Linked DNA regions of Mus musculus: regions 2 and 3 are each linked to region 1. Evidence: chromatin loops called from intact Hi-C (ENCODE). Cell type or tissue: left cerebral cortex. All regions are shown on one strand. Each heading gives the region's core, and the rest is flanking DNA. Links, peaks and the distances in the headings are about the cores only.

The links. Peaks named below come from ENCODE experiments on the same cell type or tissue, not always from the same donor. Only the 100,000 strongest peaks of a DNase experiment are listed, where the experiment ranks them.
Region 2: a loop joins it to region 1, with 6 times the contacts of the local background. A loop is called at or near these places in 2 of 42 quality-filtered maps.
Region 3: a loop joins it to region 1, with 4 times the contacts of the local background. A loop is called at or near these places in 3 of 42 quality-filtered maps.

The regions. Positions count from the first base shown.
Region 1 is chr9:93,988,853-93,995,080 of GRCm38, reverse strand. The region is part of intron 2 of Gm31847 (a long non-coding RNA gene); the gene reads left to right. Among named protein-coding and RNA genes, the nearest start is that of Gm39401, 12 kb to the right of the region's middle. In left cerebral cortex, for the core only: no CTCF peak of the experiment used is centred there; DNase peaks (open chromatin) are centred at 2,650 and 3,759; H3K27ac peaks cover 1,334 bases.
Region 2 is chr9:94,196,672-94,202,899 of GRCm38, reverse strand. No RefSeq gene overlaps it. Among named protein-coding and RNA genes, the nearest start is that of Gm31847, 9.4 kb to the right of the region's middle. In left cerebral cortex, for the core only: no CTCF peak of the experiment used is centred there; DNase peaks (open chromatin) are centred at 1,813 and 2,891; H3K27ac peaks cover 716 bases.
Region 3 is chr9:94,531,550-94,537,777 of GRCm38, reverse strand. It overlaps Dipk2a (divergent protein kinase domain 2A), which reads left to right. Exons shown (of 3, transcript NM_001033145.2): 1 at 1-559. Among named protein-coding and RNA genes, the nearest start is that of Dipk2a, 3.4 kb to the left of the region's middle. In left cerebral cortex, for the core only: a CTCF peak has its summit at 2,820 (motif pointing right); DNase peaks (open chromatin) are centred at 2,243, 2,783 and 3,915; H3K4me3 peaks cover 2,500 bases; H3K27ac peaks cover 875 bases.

The DNA.
Region 1 (6,228 bases), core at 2,274-4,773:
ATGTATCTACCCCTCTATTCCATAAGGCACTGCTCAATGGCAAGGCCTTCCTAAGCTGTGCATGTGGTATACAATGGGAGGGACTCTTCACCAGTATACATGCCCATAAATTGCTCAGGACATAAAGTAATGATGGAACAGCATTTGTGCCACCAGGGCTTCTACAAACAACATTAATAAACCAATTGACTCATTGAGCTAGACTTGGCTAGACTCTTAGCTCTATGGGTGTCTTCATCTGAGACAGTCTCTATAAGAAAAGATACCAGGAAATTTCCAAGTGCACATATTTTGAAAATCTTTCCATTGCCTTCTATCTTTCTGTTTTACCTTATAAATGAGAGCTATGGACTAGCCATTGCCAAATTTACCTACTAATTACCTTAATGATTTGTTACTTGATGGTATTGTTAATTATATTTTGGAACCAACATTAGAAAAGATGCTAATAATATTCACTGTTATATGCTTTTATCCAAGGTTCATTGTGCTTAAAATATTCACAGGAAGTAGTGAAAATTGTCTTCTATATTAATTTCAGATGATTAATGGGAATCTAAGCATGGGACTAATGTAACACTGAGAAAATATACTTAGCTGGGAATATGACTCACTGGTAGTACTTCCTTAGCATGTAGAAGTCCCTAGATTTGATCCTCACCAGTAAAACCTAAACAAACAAACAAACAAACAAAAACAATATAAACTTAGACAGGGGTTGAGAGTGAAGGAAGAATGTAACTTGTCAACTAACCAGTGTTGGTGAAAACATATGGTAATTCCTTAATTTAACTGTTGTGCTTTCTGCAGCACTGAATGAGTTGCTTGCTTCTCACTTCACCATCCCTTGCCAGAGCCTTCCATTCAATCAATGTACACTATCTTATCATCTGTTTAGTGAGAGGTATACTATTTCCATTTAATATCTGTAACCATTATTTGAGAAATCAATGTTTAATCAATCTCTTTATTGCTACCCAGGAAATAGAATCTGAGATGAAGATGAAGACAGATCAGAGACAAAGGGAATGGCAAACCAATGAATGGTCCAAGATGAGACCCATGCCCTGGAAAAGAGCCAACCTCCTGACACTATTAATGATACTCTGGCATGCTTGCAGATAGGAACTTAGCATAACTAAGGGAGGCTTCATCCCGAGAGGCTTAATCCAGCAGCTTATGGAAACAGATGCAGAGACCCAAATCTTAACACTAAGTAGAGCTCAGGGAGTCTTGTGGAAGAGTAGGGATAGGGTTGAGGGAGATGGAGAGGTCAAAGACATCACAAGGGTCAACTACAGAGTCAACTAAGCTGGGCCCATTGTAACTCACAGAGACTGAACAACCAGCAAAAGAGCCTGGACCTAGGCCCCCTAAACATTTGAAGCAAATGTGCAGCTTGGTCTTCATGTGGGTTCCATAGTAATTAGAGCAGGGGCTGTCTCTGAGTTTATTGCCTGCCATTTCATCCCCTCCTTCTAGCTGGACTGCCTTGTTGGGCCTCAGTGGGAGAAGATGTACCTAGTCCTGCTACACCTTGATGGTACCCATAGGGGACCTCTCCTTCTCTGAGGAGCAGAGTGGGTAGTAGGAGGAAGGGAGTTGTGAAAGTGGGACTGGGAGGGGAGGAAGGGACCTGTGATTCCAAGGTAAAGTGAATTGCATTAATTCAATATTTTACTAATGCAAAGTGAATTATATTAATAAAATAAATTAATTAATGATGAAAATCCAGTTATATGTCTTCCTAAATTCAAACCCCACCTAAAAAAAGAATCAGGTTCTGGTTCCTATGAAAAGTTGGTAGAATGCAGCTTCAGCAAGACAATTCAGAGCCATTCCCAAATACACTGGCCCTAGAGTTGCCCTAAAATGGTGGCATCATCATGGTCACGTGCTGACCAGTAGCTAAATGCATACCTCCCTGGGTGTGGGCTGAGAGCTTGGACAGACTAATTCTTGAGTACAGAAGATGTCCAAGTGCTGAAGCACTAGAGTGTTTCATTCCTTAAAAAGTTCTGGGAAACATCTACCCTACCAGATAGAGGCTGTTGCAAGTGAAGCTCAAACTCACAAAGTCTCTGAAAGGCTATAAATGTAAATGAATACATGACTGTAAATGTATGTTAAGTATAAAGGAAGAATAGTAGATATGATGAACAGGTTCACCTGAAGAAGAAAGAAACCCCAAGCTGTTTCTGCCAGTAGGAGAAAAGGTTGGCCAGTCAAGCAAATGTGGAGGGGAGGAAAATTGAAGGATGGATGAAAAGCTCTAAAAGACTTCGGTGCTCCTTGCTGCTTTGAATAAAACCATTGTTCTTGCTCTAGGCTCATTCTCAGTGATGTCATGCCTCCTAAGTATTGGTCATCAGGTTCAGAGAAGACCAAACACAACAATATCCTTGTACTATTTCTGCTTTCTCTGGTAACACAATATCTAGCTTTGACTTGTGACTTGGGTCAATTGGCTGGTTTATACAATAATACCAAGTGAATCTTGTCAGGGTTCTGGCTCTTGAGATGGGAGAAATAAGAGCTGGGAGAACATACCCTTTGGGAAAGCTTTTTAAGCGAGAGGCATTTCTTTAAGTGAGAGCTTGAAGTGCGAACTGTATGAGCCACAGAAAAGTGTGATGTTACCACACTCCTCCATATTTGTGATTGGCAAAGCCTTCTGGAGACTGGCAGCCTTTAGCAGCTCTATTTTTATTAGTGCTTATAGCTCCTGACAAATCTATACTGCCAACTCTCTACAAGCAATTCTGAAATTCACTGGGTACATTTCTGGAAGTTAGAAAGCCTGGAAAACGTTTTAATATGAAACACCAAGAAGTCCTTATATAATCTGCAGAAAATTCATACTATTTATATATCGACACCATGACATTAACTTCCAAAATGAAGGAAAATACATATCTTCCACGAGGATGCATTTTTTTTGCAGGCTGAAAAGGGAATTGTGAATTTGTAAGGCAGTTTTTCTGCTGTAGAGTCAAGCCTTGAAGCAACAGTATCATGACAACACTCTCAACATTTAGTAAGTTCAGTTGGAGTCAGAATTAGAGTGTTTATATGTTAAGAATTTGCAAAATATAAACCAAAAAAAAAAAAAAGCTGTAAGTGAAAACTCATATTCTCATGATACTCCAGTTAATGAGTTTTCATGGGATAAACCCAGAAAGGAAGAAAGAAAGAAAGAAAGGAAGAAAGAAAGAAAGAAAGAAAGAAAGAAAGAAAGAAAAGAAAGAAAGGAAGGAAGGAAGGAAGAAAGAAGGAAAGGAAGAAAGGAAGAAAGAAGGAAATTTAAAAAGAAGAGGAAAGAATGGAAAGGAAAGGGAAGGGAAGGGAAGGGAAGGGAAGGGAAGGGAAGGGAAGGGAAGGGAAGGGAAGGGAAGGGAAGGGAAGGGAAGGGAAGGGAAGGGAAGGGAAGGGAAGGGAAGGAAAGGAAAGGAAAGGGAAGGGAAGGGAAGGGAAGGGAAGGGAAGGGAAGGGAAGGGAAGGGAAGGGAAGGGAAGGAAAGGAAAGGAAAGGAAAGGAAAGGAAAGGAAAGGAAAGGAAAGGAAAGGAAAGGAAAGGGAAGGAAAGGAAAGGAAAGGAAAGGAGCATGAAGAAATGGGTAAAAGTCTTTACCTCGCACTGAGCAAATGTAAAAATTTCACAGTTCTCCTGAGATTAGCACCAGAGTTTTCCTTAGAGGCACAAAAGAATTCTGCCTTGCATTTTAGCACATCCAGCAGCAAGGAGGAAAGTGACAAAATTCTTTAAAAAGCTGAAAAGATCCAGCTTTATTTGCAGTACTTAGCTTAGTTTGGAAAAGGCAAAGGCAGATTTCAAAATAGTCTCCACATTGGACTTTTAATTTTTTTTTGAAAGAGGAGGAAATAATTGGCTTTTTCCAAATGGCTGGAAAATGGTGTCAGGTTAATGTTTATATAGGCTGTGGAAACATTTTCAACATACATCCCCCGTGTCAGTGTTTCTTCGCTTCATGCTTCCTAATGTAAAGTCGATGCTTTTGTTGTGAGTTTAAACACAAGCAGTTTAAGTCCATTATACATGCAGACTAGCGTAGATTAATTTGAACTGATTGAAACTGAAAACTCAAGGCTGTAGATAAAAATACAATTTTATTTGCATCGTTAAAGCGACCCATCTTTTCAAAATGACCTTCCTTCTGGGACTCTGCTATTAGTATGCATCTGGTAATCAGCTTCTCCCAGGAGCTCAGACCATGAATTTCAGGACCACACAGATTCTGTCTATTTCTTTCCATAGACATTCTTTCAGCCATTAGATGCCTCACTATTTCCTACAAACACACAAAGTCCCCCGCTCAACTGGGTGAGAACCTCCTCACAAACATAGCAGAAGGTGACACAGTTCAGTGCTCTAAGTGTTCTCTCAAGTGCCATCAGTGACCTGCTGTTCCTGAGAGTCAGCTGACACCCTTTTTCCAACTCCTTGATCCCTGGCCACTTACAGGGTATTGCTCATCTCTCCCAACATTCAATGCTTTCAACAGTTATAGCCAACATAGCTGTGTGGAAAATGAACCACACAAAACACTGCCTTCTGAGCTCTTTCCCTCAAACCCACTGTCTACCTCCCATGTGCTGTTCCACCAAGCCAGTCCTTATGCTCAGAGCCTGTACTTTCTTTCACTGACCTTGAGAACTTAATGGAATATGAAATTAAAGCAGCTGGGGGCCACACCTCCTGCTTCTGCTTTCCAACTCAGTTTTCCAAGTTTTTGTTGAGTATTTTGGAAACCCCTTGTTCTTGTCTTTTATGTTTTCCAGCCATCGCTGAATTCACTCTCCTCTCCTCCTTGTGCACCGTTATCTACCAGCACCATTACTGTCTGGTTGGGACCACTCAGCTCCTGGCATTAAGGCCCCAAGCTCCACTCCACCTCTCCACCTCTCCCCATTCTTCCCTCTGTCTTGTTCCAGCTGTAAACCCTGGGTTGTTCTGGTCCAGTCAATCTTTTCATTATATCTGTGGATCTTATTTTATTTTGTTAGGGACATTGATGATCTTACCTTTCCCTATAATTGTAGATTTATAAGTTTATTTTCTCCCCTGCATGCGCTCTATCAGACTTATCGAGTTTCTTCTTTTTCAGAAATGTAATATTCCTTGTATCTCATTTTCTTTTTTCTACGTGTTTGATTTTTATCTCTCCTTTTCACAGAAAAAATTTAGTAAAAGACATAATACCTGCCGATTTCATTTCTGACGTCCCAGATTTCTCATAGTACTTGCCACTAGCATCCTTTTTGATAAATATACTGTGTAGTGTTCATAGCTTTGGCGACTGGCAATGTTTTACACAGTTTATCACTGTGTGTTCTTAGACTTTCCAGGGCAACATTCTTACCTGGATTTCTTCATGTGGTTATGGTTGCTCCTTTACAGTATCTTTTTAGGTGCCAAAGATATTACTGGTTTCTTAAATAACAGGCTTAGGTATCATTCTAGTTCTCTTACTGTGTTTAATAATTCCTGTTGCATCAACAAGAAAATAGATATTGATATTTCCCACATGATCAAAATCTTGCCTGGCTTTAAGCCTGTATGTTTGTAAACGTAGTCATTATTTCTTTTGCACATATGCTATTACATTCACATCAGCTTGTGCAAAATTGAATTTAATGTCCAATATGGGAAACCTATGCTTGCCATATATGGAGAGAGCAGTATTACTATCTGTGAGGTCTATGCTCCCATGTTAGTAAATGAAACTCATTGGAAGTCAGAAGGTTGAATAGAATTAAAGTAGTTCTAGACTGATAAAACATTTATTCACTCTGGAGGCAGCCTACTACAAGGACCACTGTGCAGGCAGATGTCAGCAGGCAACCAGACACATGTCAGTACACATGAAATACAAGCAAGTAGTCACAGACACACAGACAGACTGCCATACAGTCTATATGGAGGTTGTCACATATAGGCTCTAACAAAAGTCCTTAACATCAAGACTTTTGGAACCATACAAAAGTAGCACTCTGCCAAAGAGAGTTCCATGACAGATTATTTCACTGTTACTTTGAGATTCCCTGAATATCCAGTCTCAACAATTCCATGCTAATTCATAACCCCAGGATTTCTAGTGTCAGCCATATGTTAGGTGACTTATGCTACTTCTTCACATCAGCATCTTGCTCTATAAGCCTAAACTGACCCTAATAGCCACTGTTTCCAACACCATCAACACAGATAACC
Region 2 (6,228 bases), core at 1,660-4,159, 210 kb before region 1:
CCCCTCAGAGCTCCTGTCTCTAGCTGCATATGTATCAGAAGATGGCCTAGTCGGCCATCAGTGGAAAGAGAGGCCCATTGGACACGCAAACTGTATATGCCCCAGTACAGGGGAATGCCAGGGTCAAGAGGGGGGAGTGGGTGGGTGGGGGAGTGGGTGAGGGAGGGTGTGGGGGACTTTTGGGATAGCATTGGAAATGTAAATGAAATAAATACCCAATAATAAAAAATAAGTAAAAAATACCTGGAAGACATTTCAAAGCTAATATATCACAACTTTCCATGTGCACCCCTATCCTCTTTCAAACTACAGATGCTGTGTTCTAGAACACGTACAGTGAACAAGGGCTTGGAATAGGATCTAGGAGCTGCACAGACCTCAGCAGCCCTGACATTTGATGATTCTACTTACTACCAAATAAACGACCTCTGTTTCTTGCTATGGTTCTGCGGTTCCTATTCAGGTAGGGGTCGGTAAGTTTACATGGAAAGTGAGTGAACTCCTTTCCACTCCAGCATCGTTGCTAGACAGATGGCTTTCTTCTGCTCAGTCTTTCATTGCCAGCTTTTCCTTCACCAGCCTTTTGATATCTTTTCCTTTGCACATCATCAAATGTGCCTCAGCCCCAACACTGGCTGCTTGGTTCCTTCTATAGAAGCATCTCACCTGTCAACCATCTGCTCCTGTCTACTCTAGAGAAAATCAGGGCTCCTGCATTCATTTGGGCTTGGTCTTGACCTAGAAGCCAATGTGCCATCTGTAAACAAATGGTTTGGTAGAGATATCTTTTTCCCACCTCAACAATGAAACCTATACCCTCCCCTCCCCTCATCTCTCCTCCCCTTCCCTTCTCTTTCCTCCCCTCCATACACATCCACTTACCAACCAGGACTGTCTTGTATGTAAGAGAAATTCATGTACTGCAATTATACTCAGAGAGACCATATACTAACATTAGTTCTGACAATGTAGTCTGTGTTTGTCTCACACTCATGACCTGCCTGCCCCAGCCTCCCAAATACTACAATTACAGGTATGAAATCTCACACTTGCTCTTTTACAGAAGTATTTTCATCAATATTTTCTGCTTTCTTTGGCTCTTCTTGGCTCTAAATTTCATGTGTCCCCGTGGCATATACTCAGCAACTTTTCATCGTGGGCCACTTCATTCTGTCACCTGCACTTGCATGTGTTGAAGCTGCAAGGAAAAGTTTATAGACTGCATTTTTAACCATCAGAAAAGTCACATGAGAAAGAACAGGTTTTATAATATCAGAACACAGCAGTGTTCCGTGCCAGTTTTAGACACCTCGAGTCAGAGCATTTTGTGAAGTGTTAAGGAATGCACAGCAAATTTAACATAATTTGAAATTTTTGGTATAAGGAATGTTGATTTCTTAAGTAGCACATTAAGAAGGGTTTCAGTACATGAGAAGGAAGGCTTACTGATGCGGGCAGTACGTTTAGAATGCTCATATTGAACTAAATAAACCAATGAGCAGTCTGTTAAGGTGAGTCCAAGGAAGGCTTCACATCACTGAGAGAGATTCAACCCAAGGGTTAACAAGTAGAAGATGAGCTGGGCAAGAGGTGTGGCGTAATTGGCCAACATTCCTGCAGTGGAGTGGTTTTTACATCCTAAGAACCTCATGTCCATTTGTTTACTTTGTTCATGGGATTTTCTAATGTGATACTTTTGCAGTAGTTGGGGCTTTGACAAAACTTCTATCTCTATACAGTTTTGCTCTGGGTACCTGTTACCAGCTGAGCTCCAGCAAATGGGACACTGAGCGATGTGAGTCAGATCTGGCAGGGGCTGGCAGTGAGACAGAAGGTTTGCTGAGAATCTCTCATCCTTGGTTTCTTTGAAAAACTTTTGAGTTTTGAAGTTCTGTTTTATGTGCATGAGAGTTTTTACCTCCATGCATGTCTGTGCATCACTTGTATGATTGGTGCTCTTGGAAACCATATCTTCTGGAACTAGGGTGAGATATACATACATACATACATACATACATACATACATACGTGTGTGTGTGTGTGTGTGTGTGTGTGTGTGTGCTGAGAGTTGAACTCAAGTCTTTTAACTGATATGCCATCTCTCCATCCCTATTCTGATCTTATTATATATGTCCTTGGTCTTCAAATGCCTATTAAAGGGTAGAAGGTAAAAGTTTCTACTCTACTCATTGAGGGTTCGGGAATTGAATATATGAAATAAACTAACAGATTAACAGGGACAATAGAACATACAGGTTTATGATGAGTTTGACACACAAATGTGAACCACTGCCCCCAAGCCCAATAAAACATCAAAGCTTAACATCTGTAGGTAGAGGTGTCAGTGATGCAGGCAAACTAAGTGAAAATAAACATTAGGAAAGATAAATGGGTTGCCAAGATGCTCAGAATAGGTAAGAGTCTGTATGGATCATGTTATGGTTATTATCAACCTCTATATTTTTCTCTTGTGTGTCACCTTCTCTCTGTTTCCCAAGGAAGAATTGATGACAATTGACTGAAAGAAATTGGGTCTTGGTGGCAAAACATAAGAGAGTTGGGGGAAGGACTACATGGCAAATAGAGGGCTTTTTCATGCAGCCAAAAAGACTTTCATGTTATAACTGACCATTGTTATCAGTACTCTTCCTGATATAAACACTTCATTAATGTAGCTTTACTTCATAGACAAGGACTTCTTTTACCAAAGGACATCTTTTCTGAGTCATTCCTTTGTCAGCAGTTTCTTAGAATAGCCAGCTCAATATATGCCAAGGAATTATATTTTGGGGATGTCATATTCTGGTCTGCTTCTGCCATATTTTGAAGTGGGATGTTCTGAGTCCCAGCACTGTCCTGTGAAGTTCTCACATCATGTTGAAAATAGTGAGGACTAAAATTAACCTTTGCTTTTAATATAAATTTGTCGAAACCAGGTTTGTTATTTATTTAAATGGGCCTATCCCAGTCCCCGAAGCTGTGTGCTTTCTTCCTGTTTCCATCTTCTCAGTTCAAATGGGAAGTATAAAGACATTAACTTGTGATGAACAGTAAGAAGAAGGATAAGGAAGCTGCTCTGACTGGGGAGTTCTACAGTGTTCATTAACAGCATTACCTAAGGTTTTCTAAAGACACTGACTAATGTAGTTAGGTCCATGCTGAGTTGTCCCTACACCCACTGCTGGAATCTCTGAGTCATAATGTGGAATAGATGATAGCTTCCATTTTCACCTCATTTCCAGGTAACCTAGTATCCCTCATCTGAAGGTTTTATTTGAGAACAATTGCCCTAAATCAAGCAAAGTGCTGAATGAATTGAAACTCCCCATATGATCACCTGATTTTCTATTCTACACATCTTACTTTCTTCTCTCCTCTTAATTCCAAACAAACTGTGGAACCCTTTTGCATGCATACAGGATTTAATCAGAAAATGATGCTTTGCTGTCACCACCACAAGAAGTATCTTCATGGATTCTCTGCTGCCCTCAACAAGCATTCCTACATATTGCTCTCATTATAGTTGGGCTTTCAGTTCACATACACAGACCACTACCACCACCACCATCACCACTACTTCCCCCTAATGCTTCATGAGTCTAAATGATTCCTTTGAGGATATCTGTTCTTGTCTTTCAGAGAAACTTCCATATTCTCAAAGTATAATATCTTCACTGCTTTGCTTAACAAAGAATCTTAGACACTTAGATATTTTCTCACAGTCTATGAGTTAGTAATTGGCAGTGCTAATATCTGTATTCAGATCCATCTCATTTCAAAGTCTAGCATGTTCCCATTTCTCCCCTGTGAAGGTCATCAGGTCACGTTAAGAAATAGAAATAGAAAAAGAATAATTTTGATGATGAAAGTTAGCTGTAGGCCATACTCAGTGATCTGATGACTAATGATATTAAAAAATAACTAGCAATAACATTCACTGTATACTGACTCTACCGATGGCTAAGTTTTGGACATGAGAGAAGTATGGCATAGCTAACACTATTATTCCCATATCATTGATACAAAAAATGAAGCTGAGATTAAAGACATTTCCTGAGACTCAATGCTTATTCATTGTAACATAGGCCAAAATCAACTTTTACAAAGTGCCTTACGTTGAGTAATTTATAAATGTCATAAAGTATTTTCTTACACTTTGTGGGAGTAAGAAGATTTCATGTTTGTTTAAAGTTTCCTTTCTGATTCATTACACTGTGATGTTTTGTTCTCACATGGTAGAAGAAGAGGTAACAGGAGGGGGTGGGGACCTTTGGCTTTATTATAAGGTTACTAGTCCTACAACAAAGGTTCATACCTCATAGCCCCAACTTCCAAAGACATATCTACTTGATCCCATCTTTCTGCACTTTCATGTACAACATAAAATATTTAGAGGAACTCAGGCATTCAGTGCACAGTGAATGCTATGCACAATGTTAGAGTAACAGGAATACTGGTTTGAGTATGTGAAGTGTGTAGGTGTGGCTCTATTATTCAACATCAAATGCCTTAGTATTCTAATGACTTCTTAATTCCAAATTTCAGAAACCTCTAGGAGGACTCATTCCATGGTATGTAAAATATGCTACTTTAATGGCAAGTGAGACTTTTCAGATTCCAGATCCATGTTCTCTAATGACATGGACTAAAGGTAGTTTGGTGAATTTTTCTATAGTTTCACATTATGTCTTTCATTTGTAAGAAATTCTTTATAGTGTTTTACAAATAGTATGATATGCAAGTGGTTAAAAATTCTTCTTTTGTCACTATTGCTCTGTAGTATAGCTTTTTCAGGATGGCAATTTCATTTCAGGAAGATCTTTCATTGTTGCTGTCTTAGATTTTTTCTTTTTTCCATATGAAGTTAAGAATTGCTCTTTCCATGTCTGTGTAGAATTGTGTTGGAATTTGAATGGGGATTGCATTGAATCTATAGATTGCTTTTGGTAAGATGGTCATCTTCATTATGTTAATCCTACCAATCCATGAGCCTGGGAGATTTTTCCACCTTCTTTGATTTCTTTCTTCAGGGACTTGAAGTTCTTGTCATAGAGATTTTTTATTTGCTTGGTAAGAGTTACATCAAGATATTTTATACATTTGCGGCTATTGTGAAGGGTGTTGTTTCCCTAGTTTCTTTCTCAGCCTGTTTATAATTTGTATAAAGGAAAGCTATAAATTTGTTTTAATTAGTTTTATATTCAGCCACATTGCTGAAGTTGTTTTTCAGGCATAAGAACTTTCTGGTGGAATTTTGGGGGTCTCTATGTATACTATCATATCATTTGCAAATTGTGATACTTTGACTTCTTTCTTTCCAATTTGTATCCACTTGATTTCCGTTTTTTGTCTAATTGCTCTGGTTAGAATGTCAGGTACTATATTGAATAAATAGGGAGAGATTGAGTGGTCTTATCTTGTTCCTAATTTTATTGGGATTACTTCTATTTTCTCTACATTTAATTTGATGTTGGCTGTTAGTTTGCTATATATTGTTTTGTTATGTTTAGGTATGTGCCATGAATTCCTGATCTTCACAAGATATTTAACATGAAGAGGTGTTGTATTGTTTTGAAAGCTTTTTCAGCATCTGATGAGATGGTCATGAGACTTTTTCCCCCTTGAGTTTGTTTATATAGTGTATTACATTGATTAGTTTTCATATATTGAACCATTCCTACATTCTTGGGATAAAGCCTACTTGATCATGGTGAATGATCATTTGATGTGTTCTTGGAAACACTCCTCCATTGCTTGTGGGATGGCAAACTGGTACAAACACTCTGGAAATCAATCTGGTGTTCCTCAGAAAATTGAAAATAGTTCTACCCGAAGAACCATTCGTGGGCATATACTCAAAAGATGCCCTATCATACCACAAGTACATGCATTCCACTATGTCCATAGCAGCTTTATTTGTAATAGTCAGAAGCTGGAAACAACCCCATTCTCCCTCAACCAAAGAAGGGATAGAGAAAATGTTCATTTATACAATGGAATACTGTTCAGCTAATAAATTTGAGTACGTCATGAATCTTGCAGGCAAATGGATAGAACTAGAAAATATCCCTAATGAGATCATCCAGACTGAAAAATACATGCAGTGAGTATGTACTCATTGTTAGTAGATATTAGTGCAAAAGTACAGAATACCTCGGATACAACCCACAGACCATAAGTTTAACAAGCAGGAAGGCTCAAGTAAAGATGCTTCAATCCCACTTAGAA
Region 3 (6,228 bases), core at 1,660-4,159, 540 kb before region 1:
GTCGCTGCTCGCCTCCTGGCAGCGCAACGAGCTCGCCGACCGGCGCTTCCTGCAGCTCAATAAGTGCCCGGCGTGCTTCGGCACGAGCTGGTGCCGCCGTTTCCTCAACGGCCAGGTGGGCTTCGAGACGTGGGGCCGCCTGCGCCTGCTGGACTTCCTCAACGTGAAGAACGTGTACTTCGCGCAGTACGGCGAGCCCCGCGAGGGCGGCCGCCGGCGCGTGGTGCTCAAGCGCCTGGGTTCGCAGCGCGAGCTGGCGCAGCTCGACCAGAGCATCTGCAAGCGGGCCACCGGCCGGCCGCGCTGCGACCTGCTCCAGGCCATGCCCCGCACCGAGTTCGCGCGTCTCAACGGCGACGTGCGGCTGCTCACGCCGGAGGCGGTGGAGGGTTGGTCGGACCTGGTGCACTGCCCCTCGCAGCGCCTGCTGGACCGCCTGGTGCGCCGCTACGCGGAGACCAAGGACTCGGGCAGTTTCCTGCTGCGTAACCTCAAGGACTCCGAGCGCATGCAGCTGCTGCTCACCCTGGCCTTCAACCCCGAGCCGCTGGTGCTACAGGTAGGCGCGGGCGCGGGGCTCTTCGACGCCAGAGGGAGTGCGTCCCCAACTCTCCCAAAATGCCTCTTCGCGAGTTTCCTTCCGCCCTCCCGCTCGTCCCAGTCTGGATGCCAGTGTCAGTGCGATAGCGAGCCCTTGTACCTCTTTCCGAGGACTTGGGCACCCTGGGCACACGTCCTTTGCTGTCCCGCCTGGCTAGCCTAACTTCCCCGAGTCTGTCTTTGTTTTATTTCTTAGATCATCTCCCTGTTAGTCAATCAGCTAGTTCTGGGACCAGGTGGGAAAGATGAGATCAGAGAGTGGGGTGGTGGTAAAGTGAAGGGAGCTAATTCGTGACTCGTGCTTTGCGTGGAATTAGAAGCTAGGAAATGGGGGAAAGAGTTAGATTTGGGCTGGGAAGGCTAAAGGCCAAGACGGACTTTTGCATCCTGATGCTGTGGCCTGCCCTAGTCATATGGTAATCCGGTTAAGGAAGGAATTAAAGTGTTTTTTTTTTTTTTTTTTAGGTTGGAGCTAGGATCTAAGGAAAAGGGTTTTGGCCTCTAGCCCAACTGACTTATTTGCTTTTTCTTGACTTCATTTCGAAAATAAACGTGCCTTTTAGGAGGATAGAATGGAATCGTTTTACTGGTGGCGGCAAGAAGAAAATAGATAAGAGAAAGGAATCCGGTTTATTTTTGGAGTAATTTGTTTCAAACACCCCCCCCCCCCCCGCTAAAGTGCTGTGCCCTTGGGCAGCGATTGTCCAGTAGGTGTGTGATCTCTCTTGGCTGCAAGAAAAGTTACCAGTTCTAAACGTCAAGTGCTAGGGAAAGTGAGTTTAAATTAACCACAAGTAATTGATTGTATAGTTCACGCCCTTTCTCCGCTAAGAATGTCACTAATGGCTAGAGGGTTTGGACCTTGTTTCTGTTGTTGATTAAAGTATGAATAGGAATGTACTCTATTGGTGGCTTTTTTTTTCTTTCAAGTTTTCTGCGTCTTAGTCAAGAGAAATCAGCCTTGATTAGTTCAGCCAAGCATCCTTAACACGAGTATTTGATCAGCTGAAGTTCTAATGTGAGCCTTAATAAAATTTCAAGTTGCTGTTAAGATATATGTGATAGGTTAATTTTAAAGTTCAGATGGTTTAATAAGTACTGTTTTATCTCTGATCAGTGTAAATTCAGTTAAGCTTACTTTGCAGGATTATTCTATTCATTAGTTTAGATTAGCGAGTCTCTAAGTATGACCCCCCCCACCCACTCCCACAAGCCCCCACCTCTCCAAGCTGTATTTATGTTAGCAGGTACTGACAGCACTTAGTAGTGTAATTGACTGTAGTCGATAGTCAAAAATCTCTGAGGTCCCAAAATTTAGCACTGAACTTAAGGTATATACAGTTTTTGCATTTTAAATACTGAGTGCCTATTGAGCGATTTTTATAGGGTTGATTCTAGGTATGGATGCATTAGGAACAACTAATATTAAGATTAAACATTGTGTTTTCTTCTTTAAAAACATAGGCATCTGAACTTGAGAAACTGGTAATTTCCACACCACAAAGCTGTCTCTTACCGGGAGTTTTTATGTCTTCACACTCCTGGCGTTTTCAGCCTGTTGTGCAGTTGAGATAGTCAAATGTGTTGTGACTTTACATTTTTCTCACTTTATTTGAAGCCTAATGCCTAAATTTTTCTGAGTGGATGATTGCGTAGAGTACAGGATAAATGTGAGAAAATGTCTACTAGATTGAGGCATTCATAAATTGCATCAGTAGTTTAGTCAGCCCAGCTCCCAGGGGTAGTCCTGATGCTTCATTATGCTACATACTTGTTAAAGACACACTTTGGAGTTTTTACTACCAGTGGAACAGTGCCTTTTTTTTTTTTTTTTTTTTCCTTAACCCGAGGAGGTGGAGCTTAACCTAAAATTCTCCTGAGTAGATGCTTCCCTTACAAAAACACTTGATCTTTGGTAGTGATTTTGAAAGTATGTGTGGTGTGATTGTGAATCAGTAAGTTAAAAGTATATCCAGATTTGTAATCAAGAATACTGTTTTTGTATGGTAAATCAGATCATCATGTATGTTACTTGTTAGCTATGCAAACTGTACATTTAGTGGTACAGTTTCTATAAAGCCTGCTGTCCTGGTACTAATAGAAAAGCCACTCACAGTTGCTTCTTTACTTTTTTGCTTCATATTGTTTTAAAGTGTTTTTAAGGAGCCAGTGCTTCACAACTTAAAGCTGAACTCACCTTTCACTTTTTTCCAGGAGAGGGAGCCACCTAATGAATTTTTGGATGCTGGATGATGACAAACTAGATTTATAAATTTTCTATTGTCTAAAATTTTAGGGGAAAAAAAAAACCCTGTGGATTTCCATTATCAAATTGTTCTTCACAAAAGTAACAGAGTAATGATGCTTTTAAGTAATTAATTACTTTTTAAAAATCCCCTTTTGTTTAAGGTACTAGTGAAACAGATGAAAATGTAGATCAGTTTAATTCATTAACTGTTAGATGTTAAGAAACAGTAAAACATGAAATATCTGTTATGGCCTGAACAGGGAAGTGGAAGGTGCTGTCTGTTACACATGCATACACACGTGTGTTAAACTGCAGTTGTGCTGTCAGTGTTGCAGTGTGAAACTGAGAGTGCAGCCCCTCCTGTTGTTTAATGGTCTTAACAGTTATGGAGCGTGTCTGTGTCTGGCTTCTAGGAAAAGTTGTTCTGCAGTGGACAAGACAGTTCTCAGAACCTTTATCATGTCAGAAACCTTTTTCCTTTACATTTTTACTCATCAAGAGGTGTATCCCTCATGCCTAGCCGGCCCTCATCCTGTGGAAGGAGGAGTACCCAGAGTGGGGTTTGTTGGTTTTTGTGTGTGTGATAACAATCTTAGGTCATTAAAAATGGAAGGTAGACATTGGAAGGTAACTTCTCTGCTGGTGTTTGTGCTTGCTACCTGTTCTTGAACAGGTCAGGATGGGGAGTGTCTGGAGATTCTGAAAGTCAGCCACTATCTGTGACTGACCAAGGAGCACTGGCAAGAAAACCCTTGGTTGTTTTAGGGGGAAGAGCCAAGAATATGTTTAGCTGTATTATATATTGGTTGAACTATATTTGCCTTCCATTTTCTGAATCATAGATTTAATAGGACTTAATTTTTATAGTATGCAATTATCATTGTTTGCTGTGGCTTTTAAGCTTTCCTTTTACTTGTAAAAGGCAAAATATTATATACAGGGCATTTGTGTGGGGTTTGCATGACCAGCAGAGAGTAAATGCTAGTGTAGGGATAGAGGGTGACTGTAATCACCTGGTATATTCCGGAAACACACAGAGTGTGGCTGCTGACAGGCTGAACTGAACCACAGCTCTGCTGATCTCATCCGCTCTGACAGCCACTGGAAGGTCGTAGAGAGCACAGAGTAGAGCTTTCTCTTAGCAGCAGCCTGAGTTCAGGACGGTGTACCTCTTGGTGCCTTGCTAAAAAGAACTTTTTGAACTAGACAAAGAGGATTATGACCATTGAGAGAAAGGTTGGGATAACATTTTTTTGTTGTTGTTTAATGAAATAACTATTTTCTCCTAAATAGGTCTATTGAATCAGTTCCTTTGATTCTGCCCTATTGGGGGGACTCTCAAATTCTTGATTTGAGAAATCTGTTTTTCCTTGTTGGTGTTTGTTTTCTAAGTTTAGCTTTAACTAATGGATTTAATTAATCTCTTCTAAAAGAGAACTAGACTGGGGTGCTAGGTCTCTGCTGGGGTGTGAATTTGAGGCCAGATCAAACAATCTTTCAAGCTTTTCTAATATCTAAATTTTACACATGTGTACTCAGATTTCAAAACAAAAGTCCTGTTAAGGAAGAGAAAAATAAGGGGCCAAGCGTCTTGTTTAGCATTAGTTTCAGAATGGATGTTTTCACCTTGGAAGTTTTAGGCAGTGGGCTGTGGCTCCTTCCTTTTTTCCCTCTGGCAGCTGATTTAATAACTGCATTCCTGTGTTTAGGCTCAAAACACACTAGAGGTTGTTGCTTTGGTTTTGTTTTTGTTTTGTTGTTTTTTTTTTTGTTTGTTTTGTTTGTTTTTTTTTTTTTTTTTTGGTGCTCAGCATTCGTCTTCCTGCTTCAGCCTCCAGTGCTAGGGCTGCAGCTGTGCATTCCATACCCTGCAGTGCCGAGGAGAGCACTTTGTAATCTTAAAATCATATGTTTTGTGTGTGTGTGTGTGTTTGCATTTGAGGTTTCATGGACATGTTTGACACTTGACTAAACCTCATAAAAATACAAATGGACATAACAAAAAACATTTTGTATATCTCAGGTCCAAAATTAAAGGGACATTTTATTTATTTATTTATTTATTTATTTATTTGGGAAAACCAGTGAAACAGACACCCTTAAGGAAGCATGCCTCCATATTTGTACTGCATGGGGTGGTGGGGGTAGTTAGTTATTCTGCCTTACAATTGGTCCTTACACTTGTTGCTGGAAATAGTGATCTTTTTGTCTTTGTTGCTGGTTATTCTGTTTCCTGTGGGCTGGGCTTTAGTGGCTAGTTAGTTATCCAGAAGATTGTAAGATTGGTTTTTGTTCAATTTTTTTTTTTTTTTTAAACCTTGTGGCTGCTCTGGCCTACTACTGTCATTGATTGCTACTGAGTTCCACAGATTTCTGACTTTGATTCCTGGACCTTCCATTCAACTATATAGAAAACTAATAATAGCCTTGAGGATGTAAAGACTTACATTTCTTATATGTGCAGTGAATGTTGAACCATTGTGAAGTGAGTCTAAGCCGGGGGTAATTATCCATCCTCATTATAAAGCTTGGAAAGTTTTGGTTTGGGCTGTGAACTGTTGATCTTTCTGCCTCACTTCTCAAGTCCCAGGGCTACAGGCATGTGCCACCAAGCCTAGCCTCTGGGAAGTTTTAAAAATTATATATTAAAATCATCCAATTCACAAGTTGCAAAGAAGAAGTTATCTATGAAATACTAAAGAGCTTATTATTAGACTTGCAGTCAAAATAAATGAATTTTGTTTGTTCATTTGGCAAATTGTCTTGTAAGGCATTTGAACTAAAATATTGGAGAGACTACCTTGGGCCACAGGAAACAGGACACGCATGCCTATACACACACACACACACACACACACACACACACACAGATCCACACAGCAGTTACACACGTTAGATGTCTCTTTTGAGGGTTGGGGAGAGCAAAGGGGATTGAGTACTGAAGGGGTGAGATTTTGCTGGGTGGAGGTATAAAGGTGGGGTCTTTCCTCAGATTGGGCCCATTTATATTCTGTAATAACATGAAGTTATTCAGTGACATGTAGGCAAATCACTCAAATGTTTCAGCACTCAGGTTCAATGAATGGAATGAGGATGTTAGTGCTTTAAAGATGAAAGGAGATGGAACACACTCAAGTATTATGTATAAAGCACCCGTGTTTATAAACAAGAAATCTTTACAAATATTCTTTGTAAGCTTTTTAGTTCTCAGATAGCTACAGTGGTTGCAAGACTCTTTGCCTTTAGTGTGTTATGCTGATATATATGTCAGAATACATAGGTTTTACCATGACAGATAGTCATTTTTATTGGATATTTTCTTTATTTACATTTCAAATGTTATCCCCTTTCCTGGTTTCCCCTCCAAAAAGCACCCTCCC